Linked DNA regions of Mus musculus: region 1 is linked to region 2. A link is a contact called in ENCODE Hi-C or POLR2A ChIA-PET data. All regions are on one chromosome and are shown on one strand. The core of a region is the stretch at or near the end of the contact, and the rest is flanking DNA. Distances in the headings are between cores, read along the strand shown. Region 1 overlaps Smarca2 (SWI/SNF related, matrix associated, actin dependent regulator of chromatin, subfamily a, member 2). Region 2 holds the start of Smarca2 (SWI/SNF related, matrix associated, actin dependent regulator of chromatin, subfamily a, member 2).

Evidence for each region. Hi-C counts contacts between places; a loop is a spot of excess contacts on that map. ChIA-PET counts read pairs that join two places held with the same protein, here RNA polymerase II (POLR2A).
Region 1: a loop to region 2 is called in a map of heart, with 2.5 times the contacts of the local background. The contact joins the enhancer-like site here to the promoter of Smarca2 in region 2. A Hi-C loop is called at or near these places in 9 of 37 maps with a recorded cell type or tissue (T-helper 17 cell, heart, left cerebral cortex and 1 more). POLR2A ChIA-PET finds 5 or more read pairs at or near these places in 1 of 5 experiments (Patski).

Annotation. Positions count from the first base shown.
Region 1 is chr19:26,640,354-26,644,933 of GRCm38, reverse strand. It overlaps Smarca2 (SWI/SNF related, matrix associated, actin dependent regulator of chromatin, subfamily a, member 2), which reads right to left. Exons shown (of 33, transcript NM_011416.2): 5 at 4,285-4,546. Among named protein-coding and RNA genes, the nearest start is that of Gm20616, 19 kb to the right of the region's middle. Within about 2 kb of position 1,752, at least 1 of the 3 ENCODE cell types and tissues checked has a DNase peak (open chromatin) inside an H3K27ac peak, as active enhancers do.
Region 2 is chr19:26,602,377-26,607,012 of GRCm38, reverse strand. Smarca2 (SWI/SNF related, matrix associated, actin dependent regulator of chromatin, subfamily a, member 2) reads right to left here and starts at 1,853. Exons shown (of 33, transcript NM_011416.2): 1 at 1,780-1,853. Gm52395 (a long non-coding RNA gene) reads left to right here and starts at 503. Exons shown (of 7, transcript XR_003952911.1): 1 at 503-862; 2 at 964-1,764.

The DNA of each region.
Region 1 (4,580 bases), core at 503-3,002, 38 kb before region 2:
GGTGGGGCGGCGTGGGAGAGGGGGTGACAGCCAACTCCTATCTCTGTTGTTGTGCTTAATAGAAATCTTCATTTTAAATAATGCTCCTCTCCTGGACAATTTCATCTCCCCATCAATGAGATTCAGCAGGAAGTCTGATAAAGAGAGTCAGGATTCCAAACTTCCCAAAACAACAACAAGATGTAATCCTGCCTGACTGCAGGAGGCTCATTTAGTGTCCTCACGAGCACAGAAGATTGAAGCAGAATTAGGTCACTCAGATTTTTCATACAGACTGAAGAGTAAATCAAGAGGGGTTACAGTTTTGCCAAGGAAAAGAGTTCCATTAAAGGCAACAGATATTTGTTCAAGTCCAGGGGAGAAGTTTATGATTCCCGTAGGAGAGTTATTTGAACAGAAAATGACACTGGTACATTTTGTCCCTTCAAGGAGCTGAGTGACACTTTACAGATCGAGGGTGAGAGAAAGGGAACATGTGTGACTTTGGTGGCTCTTCTGGCACAGTGGCTATTGGTGATTCCTAAAAAGGAGTTTCCAGGTTTGTGATGGTGGTGAGGGCAAGACAAGGAAACACAGACACACATACGCACACACATACACACACACACACACACACACACACACACACACACACACACACACACACACAAGGCAAGACAAGGAAACACACACATACACAAGGCAAGACAAGGAAAATCACACACACACAGGACAAGACAAGGAAACACACACACATACACACACACATGCAACACATGCATGCACACGTCTCCTGACCTGTTTCCCTACTCACTTCCCTTTTGAGACCAGAGGCCTGATGTAATTCAAAACTGCCTTTCTCAAATAAACCCTCCTAAGGGTAACACGCATCCTCCATGCGAACATTTGTTTTCACAGACCTAGTTGACATGTCAGTGCATAAGCTCCTAAAGTACTCTTTGATCGAATGTGAAAGGGAATGAAGTTGGCTATAGTTAGAGTCAAGAACTCAAGCCCCCAAAATGGGGGGGGGGTGGGTGTTAAGGGGCTAGTGCAGCAGGTAAGACTGTCTGACACCAAAGAAAGAACACATTTCCATTAGAAATGATAAGAGAGTCGAAAGGAAATGATCCAAAATAAAGGGGAGATAAATGTTTCAAGGCCAGGGCTGTTAGAGATCTGAGGCCAAGCAGAGTGTGCACAGGCAGAAACTCACTTAGGCTGCAACAACAACAACAACAACAACAACAACAACAACAACAACAACAACAAAAAAAGATTCTGAGTTTAAGGCAAACCGGGAAGAGCAGCCAACTGGCTTAAAGAACTATAACTCCCTAATAATTCCCTTCCAATTTGTGCAGACAAGGACTGTAGCCAATGAAATGAACATCTGTTGTGGGGTTTCTGTTGCATGATATTTTGCTTTGTAATGTGTTCTGTAAGCTTCACAGAGTCCATGAAATCCCAAAAGAGAACTCTTAGGACCTTACTCAAATCCTTAGCCAGGTGAGAGGGTTGTAGAGGCCAGGCAGAGTCTATGGATCAGGCAGAAGTCTGGTGAGCTAGCCCGTCAAAGGGAACAGGAGAGAAAGATTCTCATAACTGCCTTTTCTGAGTATGTAAGAAACTTAATGTAACCCCTTCGATGATAAACCTAATCTCTGAGGTTGAACAATGTGTCTTTATACAGGCAGAAGTCAGCTATTGTTCCATGACTAAACAAGATAAGGCATGCCCCTGAAAAGCTGCCAGCATGAGTTCGCTCTTTCCCAGATGGCCATGGGGAGATTTAGGCCAAAGGTCCCACCAGGTTTTTGGCAACCCCCAAACCACACAACTTCAGCTTTACCAAGGTGGACACATTTATCAAACAGTAACAATACGAAAAACAGCTCTTCAGCTACATTCTCATAGGCACTTGATTTTGAGTTGTTTTGTTTTAAGAGATAGGGTCTCATCATGTACCCTAAACTGGCTTTGGTTTCATGATGTTCCTGCCACAGATTTCCATATGCTGAGATTAGAGGCATGCATCACCCTGCACCACAGTTTAAAGAATGCTAGTAGATGTCATTTTTATTAAAAATAGGAGGATGGGGTTAGTGAAATGGCTCAGTTGCTACCAAATTTACAACCCCGTGCTTAATCTCCAGAAACCATATAACAGAAGGAAAAAAAGAACCAACAACAACTACTCCCACAGGTTGTTGTCTGACTTCCACATCTGTGAAGTAGCTCAGATGTGCTATAAATGAAAAACAAACAAACAAATAAATATGTGAATAGATGCAATAAAATTTAATTAAGATCATATAGGTTACTTTTATACATTGAAATAGACAAATAGCACTATTTAATACTTTGGAAGACAATCCATTCAAACTCACACTTTTTAAAATGGCATTAAAATGAGATTATAGGAGAGCCCTGTCATTAAAATCCTAGCAACAATGACAAAACAAGTTTAGGAGTCCACAAAGCAGCTTATCCAAACACATGTGCACATTCATGCACATACACACCCATGGACACATATATATACACACATGCACACATACACAAGGCTGAGAAAGAGAAAAAAGGCCAGTGTTACATAAAATATCTAGGTACAGTGAATGTCTTCCGAGGGTAAATTGCATGAGCTAGCAAAGCTTCTGGCATCTTTGCACCTTCTGGGCAGGGCTAAAGCATGGTAGATTTTAGGCAAGTTAGAATTTCAGGATAGCCACATAATTCTGCTCTTTCTTATAACTGACCACTACCACCACCCCAACAACTACTTATGCCTTCTTTTATTCAACATAAAGATATTGCATCTGATGAGATTTTCTGCCCTGGGTATCCTCATGTTTGACTTTATGATACACTAGTTCTTATTCAAAAGACTGTGCCTGTCACCGATGATGAATACCTGACCCTGATGCCCAGGAAGCACAATGACAAGCTGGGAACGACAGAAGAAATGCTCCCAGTGATAACCACCAACAGAAATGAGAAAATGAAGTCATGTTTCCACTCAAAACGTGACCCACATCTAATACCTGGTTGCTGGGATGTCTCCAAAACGACTCCACAAACCAGTGATGTTTTACTTAGTTCATAACAAGCTACATGCCTTTTAATAAAGATTAAGACAACACTTTTAAAGAGAACCCAAACACTGCTTCCTGGCTAGCATTCTCTGTTAGTTTTCCCATCTACTTTGCATTTACTTCAAGTAACACGGGGAAAATGGCAGACACCAATATTACTGAAAGCTTACAGAACGCATTACCTTTCCCAACTCTATGAGAAAAGACTATAATATTTTTAACATATAAGTCGCAGAAAAATGATGTAACCTGCCCAAGACCACAGAGCTGTTCCTGGCAGAGCATGCTTCCAGGCAGGCCGCAGAAATCAAAGCCTCAGTTTTGCTTCATCTTCAGTCTTGCTGCACTCACGTTTTCGTGGTTGCTAACCACTGACCTGAAGGGCCGGCTAAGTGACACCCGTGGGCCGAATCTTGTCCCCAGTTGCTTTTCTAAATAAAGTTTTGCTGGAACAGAGCCAAGACGCCACGGTCTATTGGTGTTTTCCCACAAAGAGGACGGGGCTGACTATCTGTGCCTAAGACATATGGCCCTGTAAAACATTAGATGTTTCCCATCTGGTCCTTTACAGAAAAAGTTTGCCAATGCCTAATTTAGATACAACTGTGTCAAATCAGGTGACTAGTGCCTGGATTCCAAGTTTAACTAAGGATCCCGTTTGAAGACAGATACCTAAGGCTGATCCCTAAACCTGGGCCAAGCTCTAGACTAAAACATGAGCGAATTAAAACACAGAACACATTGTGCAGAGCGAAGCAGCAAGCTTCTGAGTTCTGCTCAAACTGGCCCGTGAGCTGGGCCAGAGTTCTGAAGGATGGACCCAGACAACATACTCAACATGACTATCTAAGTCATCAGTTGTTCCAGAACACAAAACCGGATCATCTCATGATCCTAGCGTGAGGTGACACGCCCTGAGGTTCAGGAACTCTGGGCTGGGCTTTTGATCGGTGTATTCTAAGCACCTTGGCAAGTAGACAGACCGGGTGGGTAAACGTTTCTGGCCAAATGAAAGAAAATCAGTCTGTCCTACTCAACAACACATAAGGACCGGCCCAACAGCACGTGAACTTACTCTACAAATGTTCTGAAACCACGGTCACAGCCTAAACCCTCTTTGCCCTCTCTTCACCCCTCCCAGTGTCCCCATGAGGTCACTGCCCCACGAGGCAAGTATCAACCCCTGGTCCTGGGAATGGCCTGGCGCTACCTGTACTCTCGTTCCTGCAGGATCTCCACCGGGTCCAGGCCTTGCGGTTTCTGGATGGGGCTGATGCGGCTCTGCTTCTGTTGCAGCTGTAGGACCGGAGACGGCTGCCCTGGGGCGGGCTGCTGCACGGAGGGCCCGGGCACCGCTGTGGCCGTGGGCTGGACGGCGGCCTGGGGTGCCGGTGAAGGTCGGCCGCTTGGTGCTGGTGCTGACAGCTTCTGCGGAGCGCTCTGGCCACTCAGTAGCAGCTCCTGCCCGGGGCCTGTGAGACAAAAGGGACATAAGCAGGACAGGTC
Region 2 (4,636 bases), core at 604-3,103:
GTAATCCAGGCCGCAGGGGTGAATGCAGACACCCGCACCCGGCGATCTCCTGCAGGTACCGGAAACCAGCGTGAGCGCCCGGGCCGGAGCGCGGGTGTCCCCTAGAGTCCTCAGCGCTGCGCCCCGCCCGGAGCGGTGTCACTGCGTCCAGGCTGCGCGGCCTGGTGCGGGGCACCGGGGGGCACTGTGCTGGTGTGCGCTTGGTGGCTGGAGGGCGCCCAGGGGCTGGCGCGCTGGACCGGTGATTTGGGGAAGTACATCGCGACACCTATGCAGATGGCGTGGCCCTGTTTTGCAACGCCAATGGGAGGGGAGGCAGCCCAGCGATGGGGGAGGAGGAGGAGGCAAGGGAAGGGGTGAACTATGTTGGGATGGGAATAAAGCAAACTCGAAAGCAGGGAGCAAGAAGGAAGGGGTGAGTGTCATCGCTAGGAGGAGGCTCCCACCGGCTCTCCCCGCCTCCCTCCTTCGCCACCCCCTGTTTCCTCCCCACTGCAGCCCTTCCCCTTCCCGGGCGAACGCCGCGGCCGCTGCCCGGGTGCGTGCGGGTCCTGTTGTGACAGTCAGGCAGAGAGGATTATCCGGATCATGGCCTCCCCAGCCCTCAGCCGCCGTGGCTCTCCCGGGTCCCTGTGCGCCCCTGACACTCAGACCATCCCAGGCGCCCCGCGTCTGCAGCTTCCTCGGCGCTTGCCAAGGAAAGACACCAAGCAAAAGAAAACAAACCCAGAGAGGGGAGGGGAGGCTAACAGAGCCTAGTGGACACCTCGGACCTCTTTCCTTGGGGCTTCCTTCCACCCTCTGTAATGAGACCCGGGCTGGACACCCCGAACTTCAACATCCTAGCCCGCGCTGCCTCTAGGTACCAGACAAGAGGGTCCGCGGCGCCACGGCCATAGCCCCCGGGGCCAACCCTTTCACCTAAAGGCCTGTCACCAATCAACATTCCCTTCCCTGCCCTAGGGAACCCCGGGAGTGGAGGTGACACCTCGGAGCCCCAAGGCACCAACCCTGTGGTAGTGGCCGCCGCCCGCTCAGTGCGCCATCCCAGACTACTACCGCCAAGATCTGCTCTCGTCCCCGCAGCCGGAGCCCTTTAAACAAGTCCCCGGGAGGCGAATAGCAGCCGTGTTGGTTGGCGCCCTGCCGCCAGCCCGGGCTCCTCACCCTCCTTCCCTCCTTTCCTGTTCCCTTCCAACTCTAACGGGGAGGATGGCTCGGGGTGAACTGTCGCGTTTCCAGTCCCCCGCCTCCCAACCCCTCCGCCCCCCGGCCCGGAGTTCCCAAATCCCCCTCTCCTCTTGCCACTAGCCCTCCCCACCTCTGCTTTTTAGGGGATAGGAGGGGGGGGGGGATGCAACCTGGCGGAGAGTGTGTTGCAACCCTGAGTTGGCAGCGCATCACTGTCAACCTGCCCAGGGTCAAGGCTGTGACATGTTGGGATTTCTTCTCCTTGCCCCCTCGAAGTAGTAATTATTACTGTTATTATTAGAACGGCGAGGTTCGGTTGAAACTTTGTTTCTTTTATCGCCACCCGGGAGCTGTGGTTAGAGCATTCCACCTGAGGCCCGCGGGGAAGAGGCGGGCTTTTTTGTTGTTGTAGCGGTTGGCCCGCCTGTTTGTTTTGGTCTTCCAGCATGCACAATAAATAATGATTAGGATAAGGATGCATAATCCGGGGCGAAGGCGGCGCGGTGCCCAAGGGGTTCGGCGGCCGCTGCGGCTGCTGTAAGGCCGGAGCCGTGGAGAGAAGAGAAAGGAGTTGTAAGTTATATTTACCTTGCTCGCGAGCAGTGTGCTGGCTGAATCTTCCCTCTCTGAGTCACCCAGAGTACAGAAACAGAGGGAGCGAGGACTAGATTATGAATATGACTTCATTGATGACAGCCGTCCCCTCCTCTTCCTAAACTCGGGCTCCGCCCCGCGTCCCACCCTCGCCGCCTCCACGGGCGCCGGAAGACGCGCCGCAGTTGGCCCCGCGAGCCGCTCCTCCCTGCCCGGCCCGGCGCGGGTTGGTGGGACGCTCCTGTCACTCGCCCTGCTCAGCGACTCCGGGAGCGCGCGGGGGGAGCAGGGGGCGGTGTGCAAGAATGTGGATCTAGACAGCTCTACTGTATGCGTGGATCTGTGTGTGTCTGCGAGGCGCCGGCTCTCCGCCGTGTTTGTGCCTGGAGCAGAGAAACTGCGCAGGACAAGCAACCAGCCCGCAGCCCTGCTGGACTCGGGAGCCGCACATCCTTTAGCTGGCAGTAGCCTTCCGAGCTTCTCCGAGGAGACTGGGGGAACCCCCCGAAGCGAAGGGGAGGGCAGCCGTAGTAATCGAGCGTAGTAGTTCTGGGGAATGTGGAGACCGTGCTGGAATTTAAGTGTGCCTGCGCCTGCCAGCTCGAGCCTGCAGAGAGAAAGGGAGGGGACGGCGGGGGCAGGGCTCCGGGTGGCACCAAAGCTGTTTGTGGCAGTGTTGGCCGCGGGGGTGGGAGGGAATGGGCATTATCATACGAGCTGAAACTTTTTCGACCCCCGCCTCCTCCCCGTTTCTCTCAAGGCTGTCATAAATTTGCGTTCTTCCCACCCATCCCCAGCCCCCAGTGAAAAGGGAGGCGGCACAAAGAGCGAGCTTGCCAAATCTGTCTCATCCCTAAAGGACTGCAAGCTTCCAAATGCCAGAGAAGAGAAACAGCTGAGAGGCCGGCCGCCTAGTAAATAAATAAACCCAGATAAACCCTCCTAACCCCTCTGTTTACTTCGGAAAGGCACGAAGCACTTTCACCTCCCCTCACCTGTCGTCTTCGAATAAAATATACATAAAAATGTGGGAGGAGAGAACGACCCGCGAGGGTAGGGCGGGAGAGTCAGGGGGCAGCTGAACCATGGGATCTGCTTTTGATTTAAAAAGGGAAATAAATCTCAATCTCTACAGACCGAAGTCTCCTCTCTCTTCCACCCCACATTTAAGACCAATTAAGGCTACAAACTGCAATTTGCCTGCACGTAGTGGTTTGGAGAGCTAGTGTTTCAGTTTTCCTTGAAATACAGTATGTCTGCCGGACCCTAGGTCACTATTTGGTGAGGCGGTTTTATTTTTAGTTTTATGAAGTGTGAAAGAATGTTAGGAGATTTTAAATCAGAGGCCTATTATATTAGACTCAGATTAATGTAGGTGCTTGACTCTTAAAATTAAAACTGCTCCTATGTGGTCATGTTATGAAAAAGTATGATCTATTCCTTATTTTGCAATGTAATGGCGTAAATTAGTCATTCAAAGTGCACTGTGACTATTTGGTTGAGGATCCCTCCCACCCTGGGGTAAAATCCTATTTTAAGATGGTTTATACTTTTACAGAATTGACTGTGAGAGCCACTGGGTGTGAAGTGCTATTCTAAGGATGCTCAAGCTTAGGTACTGGGTATGTTGATGACAAGGAGCAACGGGAACAATGTCAGATTCCTGTGTGCTCATTAGGAAGAGTTTACATCACTGGCCCAGGCCTGGGAGGAAGCACTACCAAGGCTCCACTGCATGGAGCAGGCAAGCAGGGAGAGCAATCACACAAGCCTAGAGTTTTATAGTTTTCCAAGGTGCTGCTATTTGCTTGTTAAATTTGGCTTCCATGTTTTCTGTGTATCCCATGGCAAACTTCTAAACCAAACAAAAGGGACTAGGATATAGTGTGCCTCCCTGGAGGTTGTAAGAAATTGTTTCTCTGCCTGAGGATAGGCCAGTATAACAGTAATGGAATATATTCTAAGAAACGCTAAGCCCAATTAATAGTGTAGTAAATGCATAATCTAAATACTAGCTTCTAACTGCCTAATAGGTTTCAGCTTTACCAGACTATAGCCAGAAACCTAATTGTGTATAATAAAAGGCTTTAACTTATAAAGATAAGCATTCATTAGCAAGCATTAGGTTTTACATTTGTTTCCTTCACATGTCAACCTCACAGCCCAGGTTTAACAATTTGATGATATCACACAGTGCGTGCGTGTGTGTGTGTGTGTGTGTGTGTGTTTCTATGTGCGCATCTCTTGTCTTTCTTTCCACTTCTACTTCTTTCTATTTCTCTCTGTGTGTGTCTCCCTCTGTGTCTCTCTCTCTCTCTGACTTTGTCTCTATATGTGTGTCTTGTGTGTGTGTGTTTGTATGTATGTGTGTTTTATGTGTGTGTCTTGTGTGTATGTGTGTTTGTATGTATGTGTCTGTACACTTGTGCATTTCTGTGTCTTTCTGTATGTCTATTTCTTTCTATTTCTCTCTGTGTGTCTCTCTGTATGTCTGTGTCTGTCTGTGTGTGTGTGTGTGCATCCCTGTGTCTTTCTCTCTGTGTGTCTACTTTTCTCTATTTCTCTGTGTGTATCTCTCCGTCTCTCTATCTCTGGCTGACTCTCTCTGTGTCTGTCTTTGTCTATCTATGTGTGTTTGTATTTCTCCCTGTTCATTTACCTCTGTATATATGTCTGTCTTTCTATGTCTCTCTCTTTCCTTCTTTTTCTCCCTCCCTCCTATCTTTTCTCCTTTCTCCCTCTCCCTCTCCCTGGCCCAAAGGGCTCTGGCATTTGTAGCCCCCTACCCCTGCCTCCTACAGGTGTGCCACACCATGACCAGCATGGCTTTGCCGTCATTCTCTCATTAATA